Regions from separate parts of the Mus musculus genome. Here regions 1, 3, 4 and 5 are each linked to region 2. Evidence: chromatin loops called from intact Hi-C (ENCODE). Cell type or tissue: heart. All regions are shown on one strand. Region 1 has its middle 120 kb from the start of Gm14707. Region 2 holds the start of Pls3 (plastin 3 (T-isoform)). Region 3 has its middle 130 kb from the start of Gm23320. Region 4 overlaps Pls3 (plastin 3 (T-isoform)). Region 5 has its middle 45 kb from the start of Gm14707.

The links. Hi-C counts contacts between places; a loop is a spot of excess contacts. Peaks named below come from ENCODE experiments on the same cell type or tissue, not always from the same donor. Only the 100,000 strongest peaks of a DNase experiment are listed, where the experiment ranks them.
Region 1: it touches region 2 in a loop (3-fold over the local background); 5 of 42 quality-filtered maps call a loop at or near these places.
Region 3: it touches region 2 in a loop (2.9-fold over the local background); 3 of 42 quality-filtered maps call a loop at or near these places.
Region 4: a loop joins it to region 2, with 11 times the contacts of the local background. A loop is called at or near these places in 10 of 42 quality-filtered maps.
Region 5: it touches region 2 in a loop (3-fold over the local background); 6 of 42 quality-filtered maps call a loop at or near these places.

Annotation. Positions count from the first base shown.
Region 1 is chrX:76,119,515-76,124,514 of GRCm38, reverse strand. No RefSeq gene overlaps it. Among named protein-coding and RNA genes, the nearest start is that of Gm14707, 120 kb to the left of the region's middle. In heart, no CTCF peak of the experiment used is centred here; no DNase peak of the experiment used is centred here.
Region 2 is chrX:75,871,322-75,876,321 of GRCm38, reverse strand. Pls3 (plastin 3 (T-isoform)) reads left to right here and starts at 1,152. Exons shown (of 16, transcript NM_001166453.1): 1 at 1,152-1,274. In heart, CTCF peaks have their summits at 2,178 and 4,276; DNase peaks (open chromatin) are centred at 1,131 and 2,351; H3K4me3 peaks cover 2,676 bases; H3K27ac peaks cover 1,771 bases; H3K27me3 peaks cover 697 bases.
Region 3 is chrX:76,008,753-76,013,752 of GRCm38, reverse strand. No RefSeq gene overlaps it. Among named protein-coding and RNA genes, the nearest start is that of Gm23320, 130 kb to the right of the region's middle. In heart, no CTCF peak of the experiment used is centred here; a DNase peak (open chromatin) is centred at 2,922.
Region 4 is chrX:75,816,138-75,821,137 of GRCm38, reverse strand. It overlaps Pls3 (plastin 3 (T-isoform)), which reads left to right. Exons shown (of 16, transcript NM_001166453.1): 3 at 4,891-5,000. Among named protein-coding and RNA genes, the nearest start is that of 4933407K13Rik, 54 kb to the right of the region's middle. In heart, a CTCF peak has its summit at 2,393; a DNase peak (open chromatin) is centred at 2,067.
Region 5 is chrX:76,199,256-76,204,255 of GRCm38, reverse strand. No RefSeq gene overlaps it. Among named protein-coding and RNA genes, the nearest start is that of Gm14707, 45 kb to the left of the region's middle. In heart, a CTCF peak has its summit at 2,654 (motif pointing right); no DNase peak of the experiment used is centred here.

The DNA.
Region 1 (5,000 bases), 250 kb before region 2:
AGATAAAAAGGAGTTAAATACCAATACAGAGACTGGAAATTGAATCTTTTGAATGCCTTTAAATTAGTAAAGATACCATTGTTTAGATGTGATATCTTACAATATGACAAACTTTTAGAGATTGTGCTTCTTGAGTGTCCCTTTTTCCTGAAGGGGCCCAAGTACTAAATGAGAAACCAGTTGCTGTGACCATGCTTAGGGCTGACTTTGTCTTTAATTTTTTTACCAGTCTGACAAAAGTTCTTCATTATTAAGATTTGTTACAAGTCTCAAAAATTATTATGATTTGTTACAAGACTGAAATCCACTATTGAACAAATTGACAGGAACTTCTATGGATAATAAGAGCAAGCACCATTGTGTTAATAACAAACACAGTTACTGATGGTTTTTCATGTAGAAAGGTATCAGACAAGAGGAATTGTCACCAACACTCCTTTCTGCATGTTTGTAGTCATGCTGGTCGCCTCTCCTGTGACTTTTGGAAAACTGTAAAGTGGCTATTATGAGAGACAGACAAGTTGGGGGAAAAATATTCCAAATTAGTGTGTGAATTACCAAACAGCACAGTCACTGAATGTGGGGCCAGTAGGACCTCCTCAACCTCCTGCCTATGTACCTGTGTGAACAGTAATTTGACACAGTTTTAAGCAAAGATCCTTGAATTTTCCGTCTTTATAGCACATGCTGTCACATCTATCTGGATACTCGTTATTAGTGATAAGTTAATATGCAGCCATGGAAAACACTCAGCTTCAGTTTCCCTGGCTTGATTTCAATATCAACAAAGACATGGTATGTATTGTTACATCACCAAACACTTTGACAGGTTCCTGCAGATCCACAAACTGCTTCATTCTCCTTTTCAGTCCAGTCAGATCCTTGTGATTCTTCAAAGCTTTGTCCAAGCTGTTCTGGCTGACACATTCCAATCTCCATTAATAGTTAATTCCTTACATCCCTTAAGACTCATTGTCTGCAGAAGCATTTGGCATCAACCCAGAACTGAATGGCATTTGGCCAGGGGCCTCAGTAACACTTCAATTGCTAGGCAATATCAGACATCTGCTTTGCTGCAGGAACAAATTCAGGGCAAGTCAATCTGACAACTCCCGCCCAGAAACCCGGCCTCATCCCATAAGGTGAACTGAGAGGGCAGATCAACATTGTACAGCTGCTCAATGTGCCCAAAGTGAGCAGATAGGACCCAGAAATTGAGATTTTTGGAGTTCAGATACCCAAATAGTCAGTGTCCCCATACCAACAGATACATCATTCCAACTCACTACTGTGAAATCCTAAGAGCCTGATAGTGCCTGTCTTCCAGGTGATGGAAAGTGAGATATTTACCAACTCTATTACATTGTGTAGGAAAAATTGTAGCCTGATTTCAAATGTGAGAAAATGGGCTAGAGGCATAGCCCAATAGTAGAGTAAAACTGTAAACACTCTGGATACTCAGAACTCATAAATAATTAAGTCAATCAACATATAAGGTCTAAAAGAAAGGAGAGAAAATGCATACTCATGTTCCAGTGTATATGCATACGTCTGTGTGTGTGAACCGGAGAGGTGAGTTGAGCTAAAAAGAGCTACATGCAAGTAAACAGTACTGATAGACAGGCAAATGGATTTCTCAACTTGCTCAGACCAGCCCTGACACATTATACCTTAGTGAAGTTTAATGACCCTAATCTGTTTCCTCTGTACATCAGCAGAGTGAGCATCCCTGCACGCCACCATTCTTCAGGAGGCACTGACTTATAGTCAATGTAGAACATACACTGCCACCTCAGGTGCTCTCTGACTCTTTCAGAGACCTTTGTCTTGGATCCCCAGAGAAATTAAGAATTACTGTGGAGCCATGTTTCACATTCATGATGCTTTTTATTTGTAAAAGGACTTGACTAAGACCTAGAGTAAATATTCAGCCAATATTCATAGGATTGAATGTAAAAACCAAATGCCTAATTTTGAATCCCAATAAAATATGCCTTTCCTGATATAAACATATTTAATTAGCATATTATGTTCAAGTGTCATGCCATTGGATAAAACCAGGCAAACCTTATAATCAAGCTAGGTTCTGGGAGATAATTACCCTTCTTTATAACACATGAGTTGGTTTTCCGGGGGGGGGGGGTGTCTGGAAGCAACACACACTCAAGAATTAAAACAAACATCAATAGAACAAAAGCTGTAGCTCAGCTGTTTGGAGGAAATCAATTCCAAGAACTCATAATTTTCTGGCTTACACATCATGAAGCATTAAGCCAAGTGCTGGCACCTGGCTTCAGAAGCATCCTCTCTAAGACAACCACTAATTTGTATGGGCTAACATGGAAAGTGGCCCCTCCCCACTCTTGTTATATAAAGCCTGTAAACCAAAATAAGAATGGCGGCAAAGGGACATATATTTAATATAAAATATATGTGTATATACATACATACATACATACATACATACATACATACATACATACATACATACACACATACATACACACATATAGATGTATGGAGAGAGAGTTTCATGTAACTTTCACAAAGAAAGCAATGAACTGCACTAAAGAAATGCTCTGGAAGGGACAGTTGCAAGCAGAGTGTGGAATATATGGGGTTCAATCTGTAAGGAAGACATGAAGGATGAAGGACATCAAAACAATACAAGTGAGGATGACAATTTAACTAGGTTGTCAGCAAAGAGGTTTCCATTCACATAGCAACTGGGGCTAGTGAATAGGAAGCATAAATAGCTCTATGCCCTCAAATCACCAGATAGCTGCTGTCTCAGATCAATAAACATAGTGTTTTCATAGGGAAAGGTCGAGTGAAGCTAGTCTGGAATTGACTGAAAGACACGATCAGATCAATAGGAATGGACAGATAGTGATAATAGAAGATGCTAAGCGTCATGGAGAAACTTTGACAAGTATTCATTGTATCACTCACCATAAGTTCTCACTGAAGGAAGATCAATTTAAGCTAGCTGAAATAAGGAATACATAAGAAGTCACATAACTACTTCCTGCAAAGAACATACAATCTAAAATAAAAAACTAATAGTGGCCACTGAAAATGTACTGTGTGCTAAGAAGAGCTTTCTGTATTGTATAGGGTAATTTACAGCATAATCTGCATAACATCCCAAATAGAACCGAATACTATTATACCCCCTGGACACACTATGAAGATGAGCAGACTGAGATCAAAATAGGATAAGCATCTTGTTTAGAAGTAATTCGTCCAGTAAGTCCAGACTGTGCAGTTAATCATGAAAGCAGAGCCAGCTGTAAATGGAGAGCCACATGGTTTCATAGCATAGAATTGATGTAAGATAAATGAGGTAACATGAAAATTCCAAGCCTGGCATGCATCCAACATTCAACATTCAGAAAAAAAAAAAAGCAGCTATCATCGTCTTTAAGGTCAACAGTGGGTCACCACATCCTGAAAGTATGAATTGTCTTTACAACATTCTTGACAGGTAGTTGCCAGCTACTGATTATGCACCTCCCTAGGGGCAGGAAGCTCAGTTCTCTAGCAAGCTACTTCTTTGTGCACCGAGCTCAAACTATTTAGGGGATTTTTTTCCTTTGATCAGCTGAAATTGACCTCCCTAGAATTCTGCCTACTGGCTCTAGATCTGCTACAGAGAATCACACAAAATGAGCTGACACCTTCTTTCACGTGACAAGACAAATTAAACCTGAAAAGACATAGACAATCACGGAAGACTTTTGAGCTGATGAGCAAAATAAAGATAGAGAAAACCATAGACACTGCATTTCGTGAAAGCAGGTAGAGCTACCTGGAAAAGCAGCGGGAATAAAGACTGGGAGGTCAGTGCAGGGCAAGAGCAGCAGCAGGAAGGGTGCAAAAGCAGCAGAGATGAAGGCAACTTTTCATGGGATGGGGGTTGGCCAGGTTGGGAAATGGATAACATTAAGGGGAAGGGGATTTAGTAAATATGAGAAATCTCCTCAAGCCCCTAGTTTTCAAAACAAGCTACTGAAAGCAGCCATGTCATTTTGTTTGCTTTATGTTGATTGTGAAAGGGTGGAGTGTGAATTTGGGAATGAGATGATTTGGGACTTCAGTGAACAAACAACAAAATAAACATATGTGGTAAGTAGAGGAGGCTGAACTAAGAGATACAAGTGTTAAAGTAATCAACCAAAAGAGTTGGATCAACGCTGCCAGTGACAGCCTTCACTTCCTGAGGCTGAGCAGGGTTCCTCTCATAGGTAAGGCTGGTTTTTTGTTTTTTGTTTTGGACAAAGTTAAAGGATTGTTGGGGAACCTCTGACTGTACTCCTTTATCTGCTGTTATTTTTCCTTAGTTGGTGCCTGACTCTACATCTGCAATATCTTTGTTTTCTTAGCCTCTCTGTGTGGCTAAAACAAAATACAACAAACTTGATATTTATTTAAACAACAGAACATTTCAAGGGCAGCCTGGGCTAACTGAGATCCTATCTTAAAAACAAATAGATAGACAAACAAAACTCCATAAAATTACTGGTCACAGTTCTAAGACTGAGAAATTTAAGACCGGGATGCTGGCAAGTACAGTGTCCTGAGAGCCTAGAATATGTTTTAAAAATGCTGTTTATCATATATAAAGAACTCAAGAAGGTGGACCTCAGAAAATCAAATAACCCCCTTAAAAAATGGGGCTCAGAACTGAACAAAGAATTCTCACCTGAGGAATACCGAATGGCAGAGAAGCACCTGAAAAAATGTTCAACATCCTTAATCATCAGGGAAATGCAAATCAAAACAACCCTGAGATTCCACCTCACACCAGTGAGAATGGCTAAGATCAAAAATTCAGGTGACAGCAGATGCTGGCGAGGATGTGGAGAAAGAGGAACACTCCTCCATTGTTGGTAGGATTGCAGGCTTGTACAACCACTCTGGAAATCAGTCTGGCGGTTCCTCAGAAAATTGGACATAGTACTACCGGAGGATCCAGCAATACCTCTCCTGGGCATATA
Region 2 (5,000 bases):
CCCTTGAATTCAATTTTTAAGCTCCTCATACTGTCGAATTCTTCCCTGGCATATGTAACATGGAACTTACCTGAACCAACTTTAAATTTTTACCAAACTTCCCAACAGACTCTTCCTGGTCAACAACAACAATGTGCTTAGGGTTGGAACGCTGCCAAGCAGGAAGTACTGGGGGGGGGGGGTTCTATGGTTCTCATATAAAACAATCTAGCTAGGGTTCAGAGGGACACTTAGACTTTTGGCCCTCCAAGCTCATTTTGGAGCTAGGATGAGCCCATGGATCGAAAAACAAACAGAGAGGAACCCAGTGTAGATGATGGCACAGGGGCAGAACCGTGGGCAACAGAAAAGGTGTCCCCCAATTGTTTCTGGGGAAAGGACACCCACCAGAGGAGACCCACTTAGGGACTACTCCAGTGCAACCAAGTGATGTCTACCACTTCTTCCTTCTCTCACTCACCTCTCACTCCTCCCTCTCAAGGACAAAGCTACCAGACAAGTGATTTAGGCCAACAATTCATTTGGCTGGTGCCAGGAACACACGGGCCTTTCCCTGACTATGATGAAATGGGCGTGCTGGCGGTAGGTGGTTATTCCAGTACTAGATTGTTGAGAACGCCAATTTGAGGCTACCTAGTATGATCCTCTCTCAAAACAAACCAAGCAAAAACAAAGGGGCAGTAGCTGGGAGGTTCCCCAGTTGGAGTCCTTTGGTGTCAGGTCTGAAGAAATCAAAGCGAAGTACTATACCTTCCCAATGATGAGAAAAAGAAAGAAAGAAAAAAAAAAAACCGGCACCGTAACCCCCCCCCCCCCCGCCAACCCCATACCTGACTTAACTAGGAGACGTTCAAACATGCTCCGAATTTCCCAACTTTACAGTTATTTCAGTAATGTTTGTGAAACATGCATTCCACGCCAAGCCTTGTAGATTTACTTCTAAGTTCTTCCACCAGGTAGGGAATGGAAAAACAGGCTTGCAAACAGAGTTCCAGTCCCCATCCCTCCTCATTGCCCATCCCTGCTGCTGCCGGGTCTCTCAGTTCCCCCACCCAGTTGATGTGACAGGCTCCTGGCCCAATCCTCTTCCTGGTTCCCAGGCCGCTGTGAACACCATCTGAGCCAATGGCTGTGGCCGCAGGGCGGAGGAGGCTGGCAAGAGGGGAGGGAGCGCTGGCTTTAGAAGCACAGCTGCAGAGATTCCTAGGGGCAGAAGTTGTCTGAGTGCTTGGTCGGAAGCTGTAGAGCCAGATCAGCGACTCTGCGACTTTTACGTAAGTGCTTTGCAGTTCCAAGGGCTCGAGGGGAGCCGGTTTCCTGGGCGTGGGTAAGAGTGGGTCCTGGTGAGAGCATCTCCGGGAACCTTAGCAGGAACGTGTGTTATACTAGGGGACGGGGGTTGGGCAAAGGGGGAGATCGAAGAAAATTTCATCTGGAGTCTGAGGCTCGGCTCCCGGGCGATCCTCGCCAACGGAATGGGTGGGAGCTCCAAAGGGTTCCTTATTACCACCCTCTGCCATCACTTTTTCTGCTCTTCGCTGCGACTGCTCTCTAGTTCCTCCTAACTTGTTGCCCACCACAGACCGAAGGGCTTAAAAGCCAACACTTACCCAGATTCCCTAAGGCAGCGACCACCCCTGAAGTGGAAATCCTAAGCCTATCTTCCCTCTGCCTTCCATTTCCAGCTACAGCCATTCTTCAATCCATCCCTCCCTCCCTCCCTCCCTCCCTCCCTCCCTTCCTCCTCAGCCGCTGGAAAATCCCAGAGCTAGCAGCGTAGGTCGCTTCCCGCTAGTTCCAAATCGCCCGCTCTAGGTGACCCGGCGGGTTTCTGAGGACCCCGAGGCTCCCAAAGAGGCGGGGCGCGGAGCGGGTGCGGTACCCCCCCCCCCCCCAGGAACCTGGCCTCGGCGGCCCACCTTCTGCCCTCTCCTCTCCCCAGCCCTTAGGCTGAGCTTCGGGACTGCGCCGCGACTCCCTATGAGTAAGCAGTTTTTTGGTTTTTTTGTTTGTTTGTTTTGTTTTTTGTTTTTTTTTTTGTTTTTGTTTTTGGTGTTTTGTGTGTGTGTTGTTGTTGTTGTTGTTTTGTTTTGTTTTTCCTTTCGGTGGCAGAAGCTTTCCAGGCTAGCCCGGAGGTACCTTTTGGTTCTCTCCCCTAGCAGCGCCCTGGCGGTCAGCTTGAGTCCCGATGGCTCTGGTTGTGCAACTCAGAGCTAGCGAGCAGGGCTGCAGCACCCGGGACCGCTCTGGGACCCCTGGGAGGCTGAGCCGAGATGGTGGCTGAAGCCCCATTCCCAGACTCAGCTGCACTTGCCTGTGTTTACTTTTCTCCGCCTGCTTACTTTAGCGACCTAATGAGAGGCCTGAGGACGCCGACTAGCCCTGCGGTCGCCAGTCCCAAAGTTGCTGCTGCTGCTCCACTAGCTCAAGTGTTGGCGGTTCTGAACCTCCCCTGGCTCCAGGCCCTTGCTTGCTCCAGCTTTGCTGACAGTTTACATCCTGAAGACTGGCTTTTCACTGGAGCTGTATAACTGACTACACCAGTGGTGCAGGTCTAGCTTGGATTTAAACTGGGGCGTCTAGTCATATAGGATCAGACCAGAGGGATGCTGCTATCACCCTTCTACTCAGGGGTAATGCAGACAGGGTGAAGGAGCTTGAGTGAATACGGTAGGTAGAAGTGTAGGTTTAAAAACCTACGGAACAGTAAGCATTTACTCCATTTCAACATCACAATGGGTTTGGGAGACTAAAGTTGAACACTGAGATGCAGTTTACTGTGAATTGCAACTTAATGGCCGAGGTCCCACACTTGCCAATTGGCATCCCGCATCTTAAGTCTCTGATGCCCCTAGGGTAATAGTCACATGACCTCTTTTGACTTTAAAACTGGAATGCAATGGCTGAGGCCCATGTTCCCCAAACTACCAAGACAAAAGTGTGGAGGGAGTTGGTGGGAGGGGCGATGTGTGTCAGTTAGCATCCACTGAACTAGATTTGCATGAGGGGAGCAGAAAGTGATCTGTTGCTGTGGTTTTAAGCAAAATTAAAAATTAAAAAGAATAATAAAATAAGAAAAAAGCTGCTTTCAAAACAAAGGCTTCAAATGTACTTATGTGGTGACATATATCTGTTTCCCAGAAATTCCATATACCTTTTCTAAATTTTAAAATCATCTTCTAAGAAAGCTAATGTTTAACTCATGTCTCATTTCATCCCTAAATGGCTGGTTTTGAAGACGTATCCCACAAGATAGTGTTAAAAAATAAACCATCACTACCCTTTAATCTGCCCTATACTATTCTCAATATTGGGCATCTACTTAAAGGTAGAGAACAATCTCTTGTGTAAAATTAACTATCAATTATTCGTTGTTTGAAATTTATTGGCTTAGAAACCATACCCAGACCTACTTGATACAAAATTTCCAAAATTGGTTGGGTTTTGTGCTGTGTGGTGGTTTGAAAGTCTCTGAAAGGACTTTCCCATACTGTCCCATAGTGGAAGTTTCCCTATTTAGATTATATATTGTCACATATGAAAACAGTGTAGAACAGCCAAGTGTGGTGGTGGCAAGTGATTATAAGCTGAGCACTTGGGAAGCTGAGGCAGGGGCATCAGCTGTCCAAAGCCAAGAAGGACTACATGATGCCCTGTCTCAAGCAATAAGTGTATGAGTTAAGAAAACAAGGAAATTGAAGAAAAATAAAAGGAAAGGGAAACACGTAGAGGAGTCACCCAAGTCAGGAATTTAAAAGTCTCACTTACTTGCAAAAACAGGCTCAGTTTACACATATTAGTACTTAAAATCAAGTACTGCAAACCCTACAAAAGGGAAATGAGGGTTAGGGGTTGAGGACCCTTTAGAGATAGATGGTTCACATGATAAAAGTCAGTCCTGACTACCCAAGTCCAACCCCCTGGACCAATTGGATAGCAGAGAACTAGCTCCTGCAGTTTGTCCTCTAACCTTTACATAGCATTCTTAGCACACTTTATGTTTGCATACATACACACACACTATATTTTTTTAAAGTAACTGGGAATATATAAAAGATTTTTGCTTTGCGTCTTTCCTCCTAGACTTTTTATTTAAGTAACCTGTGAATACCTCCTGCACTCTGTTTTCAGCTGTACATAAGATTCTGAGCCTGAAAACCACACTTATCTAAAAGCACAGGGTCCTGATGTGCAGGCTAGCCTGTTGCACAAATTAGCTAGCAATGGATTTAAACTATACCTGAACTCATAGAGATGAGCCCCCCTAGTGGAAGGAAGGAAGGTGACAATATAATTTTAGAGTGAATTTCTAATAAAAGTTTAACTTAACTAAAAAAAAACCACATTGTTTATGCAGTTCAGCACTGTGTACGTGAGTAGACACTAATAACCATTGTTAATTTCCTAGCTTTAAAAGATGTTTAGATAGATATATAAAATGATACTAGCTGGGTGAAGATCAACATCATCTATATGATTGTTGTTATTCTGTCAAGCCAAAATTATTTCAAAATGAAAATATTTTAAAGCCAGTCGTGGTTAAATTACATCTCTCATTCCAGCATTTAAGTGGCAGATACAGGGGAATCAGGGATTCCAGGACACCCTCAATCAACTAGCTTGCTTCAATGAGAGCCTGGCTCAATAAGGCAAGAAGAAAAATGGTTTAAATTGCTTCTCTCTCTCTCTCCCTCTCCCTCTCCCTCTCTCTCTCTTTCTCTCTCTCTCTCTCTCTCAGTTATACTCATGGTTTTCTTTTTAATCATTATTTAATTGTTTTCATACAAAATAGTTTGGTCATATTTTTCTCCCCCCCAGCCCTCCCAGATCCTATTCATCAAACTTTATGTTTTCTCTCTTTCTCTCAACAAAATGAAAATCAAAGAAACAGAAAACAATTCAGACAAACCCAGTGTGAAATCATTTCTAAGAGGTGGAACACTCCTGACAAGCTGGGCTGCAGGCTGTCTAAGTCATATACAAACAGAATCCTGAGCCTG
Region 3 (5,000 bases), 140 kb before region 2:
ATCATTTTTAGCACCCAGTATCTTCTTAAGAACATTGTCTTTAGCTGAATTTCAGATGTCAAGCACATGACTAACTCTGGGGAGGTTATGGCTACCTTGAACTGCAGTTCTGAAAGGAGCAGGCAATGGGAACACCAGTATGAGACAAGCCACAAGAGTGGTTGATAAACAGCCATGAGTGTGGAGCCATCTAGGATGAGAAAAGTAGAAACTCTAAGGATGGCAGACTTTTCTTCAGCTATGTGATCACATATCTAACTTGGAGATTTCCTTTTTTTCATTAGATTATACTGATGTATCAGAATATCATCTTATCATGTTATTTCCATACTCCATACAAAATTTATTAAGTACTGAGAAATTTTAACAGAAAAGCAACATACTGGATATTCTAGTCAAGATGAATAGCTAAGACATTGAAGTTTTCCTCATTTTGTTCTATACAGTATCCATCACCTCTTCTTCTTAGTGGGTAGCTGGATCTGTACTAATTGTGAGAAGAAATCAATAGTGAATCAGTGAACAGATTATCAAAACAAAGAAAACCCTAGAATGAATGTGTAAGTTCGTGAATGTAAGAAGTCTAAACTAACATAGAAAGAAAATCATTAGAAATGGAAAATATTTGCTTTATTTTAATTTTTAGGAAATTACAATTACCTATCTTTTTTCCCATCTCTTTTCCTCCTTTCAATTATTCTGATGCACCCACATTGCTCTCATTCAAATTCATGGCATCTTTTTCTTTAATTGTGTGTGTGTGTGTCTCTCTGTATGTGTGTACATTCTTGACTATATAATACATCGAATTGCCATGCCAATATGGAAAGAGGAAAGGGCATGGGCACCCAGGAAATGCTGTGTGGGAGAAGTGCTCTTTCCCAGGGAAAAGCCTCCCATCCATCCCCCAATTGCCCTCATTTCCTTAAGGCATTCTTGCTTTATAGCCCAGTTTGGCCTCTAGATTTCATTCCTCCTGCTTACTTCATGAGCTCTGAGATCATAGGCATGTGTTATGCAGGCTCTAAGGAGGAACACTGAAATTGATGGAAGGCAAAGGCTAGTTAAGAAGATACTGGTTTTTGGAGGGTTTTGTTTTGTTTTGGTTGGTTAGGGTTTTCAGGGGGGATCTGGTTTTTGTTTGTTGGGTTTTTGTTTTTGTTTTTGTTTTTTGGTGGTGGTGTGCCGCAGACCCTCTGGGTCCCTTGTCTGTGAAAGAAAATTAAAATTCAAGGTCCATGACTCATGCAGCTTGCTAGTTAGGAGGGCTTTTTGGGCCTAGAGCAAAGAACAAAGGCTGCAAAATCATCCCAGGAACCAACTAGCCATAAAGATAGAAAAGACATACAAGAATGTCCAGACTGGCCCGGCTTCTCCCTATCTCCCACCCTTCTGACCTGGGTTAAATGTTAACCAGATGCTCTGCTGACTTAGATAAGCACCTGGCCCTCAGAATTCCTGACGCCCTGACCTGCACGTACTTTTTTTCTGATGTGTAATCATTCTGCTGATGTTTAAATGAACCAATCATGTGAAACCACGCCAATTCCTCCCCCAGCCCCAGACCCTTTTCTTTGAAAACCCCTAGCTTTCGAGCCTCGTGGTCGACAACCACTATCTCCTGTGTGAGATACATGTTGTACCGGAGCTCCGTCATTAAACTACCTCATGTGTTTGCATCAAGACGGTCTCTTGTGATTCTTTGGTTGTACCCCGACTCGGGATATGAGTGGGGGTTTCCCCACTAGATTCTTTCATCTGCGTGGAACCTGTCTCTGGGTGCAGATGGGCAAGGAGTTGGCAGGAATGACAGACAGACGCACACAGGAGGTTGTGTAGAATCTGAATGTGTTTTGTCAGGTTGAGCATCAAACTTTTTATACAGCAGAATAGCAAGAAACCAGATGAGATACAATCCACCAAGTAACAGTGACAATATAAAAGGAACGCATACATCAAAAGAAGGTGGGGACCAGGCTGATGCCACTAAGAAGGGAGCCAGGTGTAAAGCTAGTCTATTGTTAAGCCCATCACCAGGGGTTCTACTTTTAGCAGACCTTTTCATGAATACTGCAATACCACAACCCCCCTATTTCTTGGGCCCTGATAATTTCTAGTAACTTTTAAGTATCTGTGGAGAATCTCCATTTGTCAGAAGAATTCACCAACTTGCTTCTAGTATGCAATGTAGCCTGTACTGAAGATTTCTATCTCAGTAGGATTCCCTGGCTCTTTCATGGTAAACACTCTGCAGACCAGCTTTGAGCTGCTTTGGCTCTTGTAATGCTTAATTAGTTATTGAATGGGTAACTTCCTTACTGCATTCCTACCGGATTCTGAGCACGAAGGCTTCTGGAACCTTGGAACACTGGTGAAGGCTCTGGCTGTGTCAGAATTCAATCTTAAAAGACACTTATAATAAGATAATACTAAAAGAGAGCATGTGGATCCATACACAAGACTAATTCAGGGATAGGGTATGAGTATACGGGTTAATGAGAATGCCAAAACTCCAGGAGGTGAGTTTCCGTAAAACTCTTTGCCTCGTGAGTGCTCCCAGGCTTCTCAGCCTGTCAAGCAGACTTCACTGGAGTGTGCGTGGCAGTGGTGGTGTTTTTTTGTTTGTTTGTTTGTTTGGTTCGTTGGTTTGGTTTTGTGTGCCAGCTTATGTTTTATTTTCTTTTGTTTGTGACAGGGTCTTGCTATATATAACTTTGGAAAGCCTAAAACTCACCACCATCCCTTCAGCCTCCTAAGTACTGGGATTCATAAGTATACACAAGCAAGTGGGCAACAGATGGCAAAGAGATTCAAAACCCCATACTTCCTTTCCTGCCATTGTTACATCAGGGCAGCAACAAAAGCCTAGGAAGCTACTGCTGCGAGGTGGTCTTGTCCAGACAGAACTGTAGTTCTGGTAGCAGTTTCCTAAGTCACAGCAGTAGTGGGAAAGGAGCCATGGACTGCTGATCTGAAGGTCACATGTGGACCAAAAATGGGCATCTCAGCAGTAATCCATTTAGACTGTGAATAACAACTCTGAGTCTGTCACCTTCTTATTGTTCCTCACCCATTGTCCTCCAACGTCTCAGCTGCTAAGAGCCAAAAGATATAATGTTGTCAACCTTAACCAGGAGAGGCTAAGTCAGATTACTGTATTTTCCCCAGTCCTCTCTCAAAGAATCTCAGTATTCAGACTCAAAACCTTAAATATAGATGTTATAGGGAAAAGCTACAGTTTTGCACAGCAGCGTTTAAAGTCTACACATCATAGATATTCCAACACTTTGAAGTAAGAGCTCACTTATCCTCACATTTTGTCCTGCCACAATTTTCTATGATATTCTCAGTGCTTTTCTTTGAAAAAGAATGAGGTAAAATCATTAGGATCCCATATTTATGTAAAGTCACATACTTGAAGATCTGTATTTTAATACTTTTAATCTCGTGATTTGAAAATAAAATCAGAATACAAGGTGTCAGAAATAACAGCAGAGTTTTTAAAGAGGTATACTTTAACAGATTCTCCTCTGCCTCTCACCTATCCCCTGTATCATATTATTTTACCATTCCTGTTTAACCTCAATTTATACCCATGATCTGGCCTATATAAAATTGTACTCTAATTCAAATTAACTTCAGAATTTGAACCTATCAGCCAGCTCCAGGAAGTCTAGTTACTTTGAATCTGCAAAGAATATCACTAAGCCAAACCTTTTCAAAACTTTCTATTACCATCAGAGTCCTTGCTGAAGAAGGAATATGGGAAATGTAGTTACATTCACAAAGAATGTGTGGAGACTGCCAAGAAAGCAAATTGTTTCTGGACGTTACCCTTATTTGGAAATACCCTGGTCCTAGAACTCTGGTTGTTTAAATAAAAGAATCATATCTTCTTTTGAAAACGTGCATTTCCAAAATATGAGAGAATCAAAGACTCGGCTACTCAGTTCTCTCTTGTGATTTCCTTCTAAAGAGCATGGATTTAAAAAACAAAAACAAAAAACAAAGAGAAAGCCTGCCAAGAACTGAGAGCAGCTTCCTGTAGACTTTGTGCTGTAGTGGGGGAAAGAACAGCCTGTGAGAGCCAGCAGACCTGTTGTTGAATCCATCTGCATTCAACTGGTTAGGTGACCTTGGGCAAGTAACTTTATCTTCTCTCTGCTTTGTCTGTAAAAATAATTGAACTCTATCAAATGAAACAAACCTATGTGAAAATACTTATTGAAGGACATTTGCCTGCTCCACCTCAGTAGGAAAGCAGACTAGTTATACATGGTTACACAGGTAAACAGCAATAAACAAGCACATGTCTTCTGAGGATATAAAATAACTTTGATGAACTCTAAAATTCCTTCCACAAGGTAAAATGACATAAAGCAATACTTGGTCAAGTGCAAATTAAAAAGTGAAGTGATCAACATCCCAATAAACACTACATATCCTTTCTCAGTCAGTTCCCATAAAGATCTTTTCAGCATCACTGTTGCTTTATGTTAATTAAATAAAACCCCAAGTCCCCAAATCTTGCTATGGCAAGGGGAACTATAGAAATGGCATTTATGAATATCTGAACTATTGACAAGTTTGCCTAAACAAGGGAAAAACAGCTCAAACAAAACAAAACAAAACAAAAAGACAGATGAAGTGACTTTTAGTACAAGATAATGGGATGGATAGCAAAATGATCACGAAGCCACTGTATTTCATGACATCCTCTCAGTTCTCCAGGAATTTCATGGTAGGTTTTGGCTATGCAAAGTTATTCTATTGAGAATCATCTCCTTAGGCTGGAGAGATGGCTCTGTGGCTAAGAACATGTGCTACTTTGGCAAAAGACCCAAGTTCAGTCTTCAGCATCCATATAATAGCTCACAAGAGATCCAAAGCCCTCTTCTGACTTCTGCAGGCACCAGGCATGCATCAAGTGCATATATACATACAGGAAATCACTTCCACACATAAAATGCAAATAGATAGATATTTTTTAAAAAAGAAAA
Region 4 (5,000 bases), 55 kb after region 2:
ACAGCACACATTTGTTTAATTATACCTTCAAATAGAAAACTGCAAAAACTAGGAGGCAGTTCTGTCGGTAAGTTGTAGAGCTATTGGTTAGTTTATAGATGGAACTGGGCATTCACACACACACTTACAAATGTGGGGGGGGGATGTATTTATAGGCCCAAACTAACAGAAATGAATGAACAAGCAGATAAATGAATAAAACTGGGCATGGTGATATATGCCAGCAAGTCAAAAATTTAGAAGTAGAGACAAGAAGAGGGATTCAAGGCTAGTCTTAGCTACATAACAAGTACAAGACCAGCATGTACTACCTTCTATTCTGTCTCCTAATACTAAATAAGTAAAGAAATACTGCATCTCAACTAAAAGATAAATTAGCTAGTGTTCTTTCACTGTGCTGTGTGGTCCATTATCAATGCAATATTAGAAGTGGATGTTTGGGGATAGCCTGGAGACCATGTGCTGATGGAAAGTTCTCTGAGGACCTGTGTGAGGATTCGAGCTGGACCGCACACATGTGAGAACATGACCACAAATATGTGTATGTCAATATGTTTAGAGAGAAGAGAGTAGCAGCAGGTAGGCAGCTATCAGCAAACTGCTAGAAACATACAGGAAAAGATTAGAAACATTTCTGAATACCCATTCCTGGCCCTCTAGATTGCTCAAGTGTTCACATCTAGGTGAACTCCACCTTTGGGGATCCACTCCTGAAAGTCCAATATAAAAGATGAATAAGCAAGCTCTAGTCTACCCTAGACTAGACTCATTAAATATCCACTTATGTTCATTATGTTCCTATCTTAGAAAGTAGAAGCTGAGCTACAGGGTTAGATCCACATCTGAAGATATATATAGTAGCATCCTTTCCTTGGCATTTTTCCAAGACAGGGCTCTCTGGGTAGCCATGACCATCCTAGAACTTGCTCTGTATACCAGGCTGGCCCAGAACTCAGAGATTGACCTATCTCTGCTTCCTGAGTGCTGGGGTTAAAGGTGCCCACAAGCAGTATCCAGCTAAGTTTTCAAACTTCAATACCTAATGAAAGCTTGGTTTTACTACTTGGACCTTAGGGTGTAATAAAGAAAATATATGTATATATGCTCCTGTCAAAAAAACCTTTTGGTCAGTTGTGTTCCAAAAATTGTTTTGGGATTTATTAATTTTGTGTGTTTTCTGTGTGTGTGTGTGTGTGTCTGTGTGTGTGTGTGTCTGTGTATGTGTGTGTCTGTGTGTGTGTGTATGTGTGTGTCTGTGTGTGTGTGTGTGTCTGTGTGTGTGTGTGTGCGCCACATATGTGTCTGGTACCTGCAGAGGTAAGAAAGGGATGTCAGATTCCTTGGAACAAAAGTTCTGAATGTTGACAAGCTATCAGATGGGTGCTGAGAAGTAAGACTGAGTTCTCTGCAAGAGCAACAAGTACTCATAAATACTGAACCATCTCTCCAGCCCCTGGTCAAGTCTATAAATCAATGATTTTGTATTGTAGACTTTCAACTTTTATAGACTTTCAACATCATGTGTGTTTCTGTAAATCCATTATTAGACACATACATTCTCTATCAATGTTTTTTAATTTAAAACATTTTAAGAATACATTAGGTAAGCTAAACTGAAATTTTTAAAATTCCAGCCTTTTCAAAAGATTGTATGACTGAACTGGATTGATTTTCTTCTTTTAATTGTGGACACTGTCCACAATGGGTTAATGTAGGAGCCATATGTGCATTAAATATGATGGCCCACAGTTGCAACCTCTTTTTTAGAAAAACACTATATTTAGACAGATTCAAGAAGAGTTAAAGCAACACACACACACACACACACACACACACACACACACACACACACTCCCTGAGGGTCAAAGGAAATCCTCATTTTTCTTACTGTCAGATTTATAACACAAAGTAGCACCTTAAAAGATGCTTTTGAAGGGATGGGTTATACTGCATACCACCTAGGCAAGGGCACTGTAAAACAGCAGCCAAAATCAAAACCACTTGAATTCTGGCTCAACCTTCTCCAGACAAGGACTTAAAATAGCTTAAATAACAGGATGCAAGGGGAGGGAAAACATTTCCTTTTAAGGATGTGCATTCTTGGTGTGATTCAGACTTCTGCAGGAACATGGCAGGAACATGAGTTTGTTTGCTTTGAGGTAACTTGGGGGAGGGTGTTGAAGGAGGTAACTGGCATTTAAACTAATGCTTGGTAAAAAGAGAAGAATGAGATTTCCTTTAAAACAAAATGCAGATGTGACTCTACATGTGTCATCTGAGACACGGAGAGACAGATGGAGAGTGAATTCCTTGTAACCAATAGTTAGTGTGTTTCTGATGAATTCAGCAGCCAGAGGAAAAGATGGTTCTGCCTAGTACAATCTTGAGTGCCTCCTAGTGATTTTTTGCCCAAGTATAATGTTTTTCAGTGTTTGTTTTTTAAATAAACTTTTTACATTTGTTAAATGTTAGCTCATTACTTTGTGCAAGCACTTGGTTTGGCAGCTAGGTAGCCTTCCTTTTTTTTCCCCCTGTGGCATGTTAGTGTCCCTATAATAATCATATTTTCAGAACTACAATGCTCGTAGAAGCATTGTGACTGTTGTGGATAACATAAGCTATATGCAAATGATTTATATTTTTAATCAGTCATTAGAGAATGTGGTGGTATAAGAGGCAAGTCTTCCAAATACAAAGCCTCTTCCTTCTCACATATATATATATATATATATATATATATATATATATATATATATATATATATATATATAGTGTGTAGTGAGAAGCAGTGAGTGAGCCAGAAATGGGTTCCAGAATGTTGGCAGCTTTAATGAGAAAATAAAGAGGTACCATCGTGCCTGCTGATTGCAATTTTAGTTTCCAGTTAAAACCGCTTTTGATCTGGGTCTGTTTCTTAGATGCTCATATTATTAAAATGTTATGTTCATATCAAATTCAGAATGGGAAAAGTTCACCATCAACCATGACCTTAGCTCTCGGTGAATAACGTTACTGGTAGGATGGATTCTGGTGAAACCAGCGTGCTCCCTCATTTCTCTGGAACGTTAGATTGCTGTCATTGCTTCAGAGATGTACTGCTAGGTTTGATTTCTGCTTTTTTAAACTGGAGATTGGAAAGACAATCACATAAAATGCTTGGAATATAATTACACACTCTTCTGTGCCTTGTAAGGATTTTACCAGCTGGGAGGTTTTGTAAAATTAATTCTTAGCGGCGGCCATTTTCTGGCTCTCTCTGCCTTCTTAAAGACATTGAAATTGTTCCCTTCCAGTCCAGTCCTAAGGACGACCGACCCATTGTGATTTGCTTAATACAAGCACCAAAATGCCACAATGTAAATAGGATTAGCATCTACTGAGAACATACAAGAAGGTAGCCAAGTAGAATTTAGGAAAGAAAGATCATACAGTGATACACAATTTCTCCCTTCCCCACACCTCTCTTTTCTTAGGACTTGGTTTCTCTGTGTAACCCTGGCCTACTTAGGCTCTCTCTGTAGACCAGGCTGGCCTCAAACACTGGGATCTACCTGCCTCTGCCTCCTGAGTATTGGGATTAAAGAAAGGTGTGTACCATTGCCTGGCTAGATGATACACATTCTAGTCGCTAAAGGTGAAAAATGTAAATATCCTCAGGGTTGTCAACGATGTACAAAAATTTAAGAGATATTGGTTCAAGTGAGACCCAAGGGTTTTAACTTAATTTAACTTCTCATTTATTTTCTTCTTTTATTTAGGCCCAGCCTTGTGTCTCTGACAGATGGCTATGGTCACTTAGAAAACCAAATTACACATCAGGTGGTTGCTGGGTGGGGACAGGATTAGAACAAAGGGAGAAAGATTAAATGTTATTTGAGAGATATCTCCGTCAAGTTTTGGCTTCCTGATGAACTGGCATTTCGTCTGTTTTGGGTGCTTTTTCTGTATTTTTTGGTCTTCGCTGCTAAGTTTTGTTTTGAAAACACTCATCTAGGATTAGAGCATTCTTCCTGCAGTTAATGTCTGAGAATTAGTTTGTGCAGTATTTTAGAGCATTGACTCTAGAGCGTGGGGCCCAGCAATAGAGCTCGTCCTTAGCATGCATAAAGCCCCAGTGCTGGGACTAAAGGTGTCCACCCCAACTATCCCTGCCTTGGCAGAACTTCCCTAATCAAATTCCTAATCAAACCATTTCCATCTTGGTCATCTTGGTCCATTTGCTTATTTGTAGATTATTACTTCCCTTACATTGTAATATACCTAAGCTACAGTAGCCTAAAGATTATTAGATAATTTATAGAATCATTTTAATGCCTGCTTTACTCAGTACTCCATTCTCTTGAATTGTGTTTGTCTTAGAATAACGTTTGTTTATATTAACTCAAAAAACTGGCCTCCACAGCTATGTTACCCCAGGTCAGATGTGCTTTGACATAAAAATCTGTGTGAAACCATAAAACCTATTTTGGAAAAAGAAAAGAATACACATAAAAATCCTACATGCTGCATAGAGATAGTAGAAATTGTTACACCATGACACAGTTTGTTGGTGTTTAAAGTATTATTTCTAAGACTCCTCTTGTTTCTATGATTTAATAATAGCTTTACACACTAGAAACTATACTTTCTTATAATCAGGGATGCTATTTCTAAGTAAAGCTTTGTACACATTTTTAAAAATACAAGGTACACGATATGAACAAAACATTGCCCTTTCAGTTAAAACAGACATTCCTCCTCTGTACATCCTTAGATTCCAAAGGATAAAAAAATATTGTAATTAGGCAGGCATGTAAAATGATGATATTCTTACAAATTTATTTCTAATCTTTTTTCTGTTTTATCTTTCTGTTTGTTTCTTGGCTATCTTTTTCCTTCCTTTTCACAAAGATCTCAACAGCAATGGATTCATTTGCGACTATGAGCTTCATGAGCTTTTCAAGGAAGCTAATATGCCACTGCCCGGATATAAAGTGAGAGAAATTATTCAGAAACTCATG
Region 5 (5,000 bases), 330 kb before region 2:
GAAAGAGGAACACTCCTCCACTGTTGGTGGGATTGCAAACTTGTACAACCACTCTGGAAATCAGTCTGGCGGTTCCTCAGAAAATTGGACATAGCACTACCGGAGGATCCCGCAATATCTCTCCTGGGCATATATCCAGAAGATATTCCAACTGGTAAGGACACATGCTCCACTATGTTCATAGCAGCCTTATTTATAATAGCCAGAAGCTGGAAAGAACCCAGATGCCCCTCAACAGAGGAATGGATACAGAAAATGTGGTATATTTACACAATGGAGTACTACTCATCTATTAAAAAGAATGAATTTATGAAATTCCTATGCAAATGGATGGACCTGGAGGGCATCACCCTGAGTGAGGTAACCCAATCACAAAGGAACTCTCACAATATGTACTCACTGATAAGTGGATATTAGCCCAGAAACCTAGAATACCCAAGATACAAGTTAAAATTTGCAAAACACATGAAATTCAAGAAGGACGAAGACCAAAGTGTGAACACTTTGCCCCTTCTTAGAATTGGGAACAAAACACCCATGGAAGGAGTTACAGAGACAAAGTTTGGAGCTGAGACAAAAGGCCATCTAGAGACTGTCATACCCGGGGATCCATCCCATAATCCGCCTCCAAACACTGAAACCATTGCATACACCAGCAAGATTTTGCTGATAGGACCCTGATATAGCTGTCTCTTGTGAGGCTATGCCGGGGCCTAGCAAACACAGAAGTGGATTCTCACAGTCAGCTATTGGATGGAACACAGGGCCCCCAATGGAGGAGCTAGGGAAAGTATCTAAGGAGCTGAAGGGGTCTGCAACCCTATAGGTGGAACAACAATATTAACAATATTAACCAATCAGTACCCCCAGAGCTCGTTTCTCTAGCTGCATATGTAGCAGAAGGTGTCCTAGTCGGCCATCATTGGGAAGAGAGGCCCCTTGGTCTTGCAAACTTTATACTTTAAACTTTTCAGTACAGGTGAATGCCAGGGCCAAGAAGTGGGAGTGGGTAGGTAGGGCAGTATGGGGTGGAGGGTCTATGGGACTTTTGGGATAGCATTTGAAATGTATATGGAGAAAATACCTAATTTAAAAAAACAACCCTAATCTCTCAGGCGATACACTGTAATGAATATGATGAGCAACTAAGATTTCTGCCTGAGACGGTTGAAATTATAGTCTGTGTGGGGCTCTGTGTCCTCCCTCTCTCTCAATCTTTTTGTTTCCTATGAAAAAGAACTGTTTTATTTTGAATTAATGTTTGTTCATGTGGATATGAGAACCTGGGTACAGGAAGCCACAGAGGCCATGGGGGAGTGTTGAGTTCCCTCGGGCTGGAGTTGCAGGAGGTTGTGAGCTAAGGTGTCAAGTGCTCTTCTGTTCATTTCTACATGCACAGTGGAGTTTGTTTTTGCTTTGATAGGCATTTTTCACTATGTGTGTCAGTTGGGCCTCAAACATGCTATGAGATCAGGAACTTGGGGACAATCCTCCTGCCTCTCCATCCTGAGTGCTTACAGCTATGTGATACCATTATCAGTAAGAAAAGTTAGGGGTTTTGTCTTAAAACCTAGAAAAAAAAAGATGGGTTTAATAAATGAAGTACCTTTTCAGCATCTACTAAGATGATTATGTGATTTTTTTTTAAGTTTGTTTATATAGTGGGTTACTTTGATAAATTTTCATATATTGAACCATTCCTGCATCCTTATTTTTGATTTTCATGGTTGGAAATCTAATATGGGGTCCAGTGCCCTCTAGGCAAAGGGCTCTAGCATCGCCAAATGAGTCATATCTCCAGCCTTTCATTGTTTTATTCCTGTTGCCTAATAAATTGCTTAGCATATAGAAAATTTGCAATAACTGTTTGTTAAATGCAACTCGTATAAAAACATAGTTTGGAACACAAGTCCAAATATTGTACGATGGAAACAAGAGAGACAGGCTGTAGCTCAATGGCAAGGTGCTTGCTCAGCATGCTGTGCCACTGGATTTCATGCCTGCACCTGAAGATGGGAGTAACAGGTAAAGTTTGGAGATTCAAATTTGAGTTAAATTGCTTGGATGCCCACATGCATAAACCTGGGTAAACTGGATATGGTGGCACAGCCCTGAAACCCCAGCATTCTCAAAGTTGAACCAGTAGGGTCAGAAGTTCAAGGCTAACTAGAAAGGTCTAAGGCAGCCTTGGATAAAGGAAAACCTGTTTCAATCCAATACATGAATCAATGTGCACATAAAGCCTGGGTGGCTGGGAGTGGTAATGTCCCCCTGATATCCCAGTACTCTGAAGCAGAGATATAGGGAAAGGTCAGTTTCAAGGTTAGCCTCAGCTATATACATAGCTCTAATTCAAAATAAACAAATAAGCAAACAACACACACACACACACACACACACGAGAAAAGGGAAAATGAAAGAGGGGAATGGGCAAAGAAAAAAATCACCAAGGTGTTGGACTAAGGAGTAATAGGAAATTTATACTTTTCCATATTCACGTTTTCTATATTTTACACTTTTTAAAAGAATCATATTTTACTTACATTGTGAAAGAAGCGATCATTTTTGTGGGTAAAATTATGTTGTATCTGGCTTTCACCTCTGAGGCTGTGTGGGTTTTCGGTTTTGTTGTGTCTGAAAGAGTGCCCTCCTCCAAGGCAGCCAGCAGATGGCAGCATTCAACTTCCAAAAAAATAGCCTGGCCCTAATTTAGATGAACTGCTTTTTAAGATAATAATAATTGATTCTGGGGGCGGTGCATGTTGCTGGTTTTTTTGTTGTTACTGATATTGTGAGTTGGCAGAGTGCTTGCTCCCCATCAATGAGGTCCTGGATTCAGTCCCAGCTCTGAAGAAAAACAGATGTACTTGAAAACTTGTTTTTGAACCTCGGTATTGTTTATCTGGGCCCACTTTGCTCTTCCAAAGACTACATTGCCTTTACTGAAGGCCAGTGCCATCAAATGGCATACCACGTGACTATGATGAGTCGTCCTGTGAAGGAACAGAGTCATCTGCAATACAACTGCTCGTTGGAAACTTCATCTTCTTACTGAGCTTAGCTGTCTGCTCCCTGTGGAGTGGAACATCCACAAACATTTTAAAGCTTCAGCTCTGTGCCCCACCAAAGGTGCTGATGACTGAAGGCATGGACTCACACATCATACATGGGTAAGCTCTCCCATCTACCACCGAGCTTCATGTTTGTCAGCCTCCACATACACATTAAGCATTTGAAAATAGACACTACTGATATTGGATGATAGCAAGGTTCAGAAGAGCTTCCAGAGGATTTTGAGGATCTTCTGTCCTCAATTAATTGATTACAGACTTCTAATTGCTGAAAAAGCAAGAATGGCTGATTAGGAAAGAAACATCCTCCCAAGGCAGGAGTTGGGCTGGAGGAAAGAGATAAGATGGAAAACCACTCTGCCATAAAGGATCTGAGCTCTTCAGGCTTACAGCCACACATCGTGGCTTATCTTAATGGGGCCCTGGGTACAACTTGGATCCTCACACTTACTGGCAAGTACTTGGCCAACTGAGCCATTCCCCCAACTCTGTGTTGTCTTTTCTATACATCCTCAAGCTGCTAGAGACAAAAGAGAATTGAGATATTTTTTCTCCCAAAATCTGGGCCAAACTATGAAGATACTGTTTTCTTTTCCAGTGTCATTCTCAGTCTGTGGTAGGTGTCAGTAGTGGACCTGCCTGAATTCCCATTTAGAGTAATGCAGAGTAGCTTCAATAACAAGTGGCCCCAAGTACACACTCTACAGCTGGACACAGCTCAACTGAGCTGCACATATATTCTCCCTCTACAACCCACAATAAAGGAGTGGATGCTCTCTGGAACATTCCAACTCCACTGCAGAGACCCAGAACACAATAACAATCACTGGTGAGCACAATGTTTCTAAGGCTGAAGCTGGTGAGTCACACCCTCAACACCTGCTTCTCAGGTCACCTCACAAACCAGGCTTTATTACTCTGCCATAAAAGAAACAGGAGGCACCAGATCTTGTGAAGTGTTTAAATAACTTTAAACTTTATTAAGTAAAAATTGCATAAACACAACCATAAGATGATGAATAGAAAATTTAAATACAAAACTATCAAATGTAAAGTAGATTATTATATAACTGGCAGTTTCAAACCTAAATACTAAATCCCCAATTATGCACAGTGGGAATATTAATCTAATGAGAAAAAAAATCTCAATTTTATCTTAATATATACCAAAACATTTTGTAAAAAATTTTAAATTGAATAGAACTTTTAAAAAAAATAATAATTCAATACAGTAATAGATGGGGTTTGTATTCAATGAGACTAGAGATAGAAATGGACTTTTGCCATTATAGTTACTTCAAATCAACTTCCAAAACTAAGGCAGGTCTGGGATAGAATGAGTCTTTAAATGACCATGGTGCTTTTCTTACTAGTCCTAAAGTCCAGTCAGTAGTTTGGCTGCATCCTGTCCAGGTCCAGCAGAGTACGGTGGTGCAGAACAGCACCAGTATGTGCAACTCATTTTCATTTCTCATACTATATTCAAGCTTTTAAAAAATACGAAAACATTAAAAAAAAAAACACCAATATCCCCTGATTCAATTTAACAGCCTACAACTCTATCATTAGGGATGCTAGTGAAGAACTTCTGCCTCTTCCTGCTGGTGTCCCTCCTGATCTTCAACAGGAAATGGCACCGTGATGGGCATTCCTTTCAGAAATAGTTCAAACAAGGACTATAGTATTGGAAAGTGACAATGGCCAAGGTTTGCAAATGAGTAAAGGAAAACAGTCAGTGGGGTAGGGCCAGGAAGACAAAACCAAACAAAACCACAAAAAAGACAAAAATACAACAAACAAACAAACCAGAAAAAAATAAACAAAAAATCAAAAATACAAACAAAAAACAAACAACATAATAAAAAACACAAACAAGACACAAAACTGAAAACACAAACAAAACAAAAAACAAAAACAAAAGCACAAAGA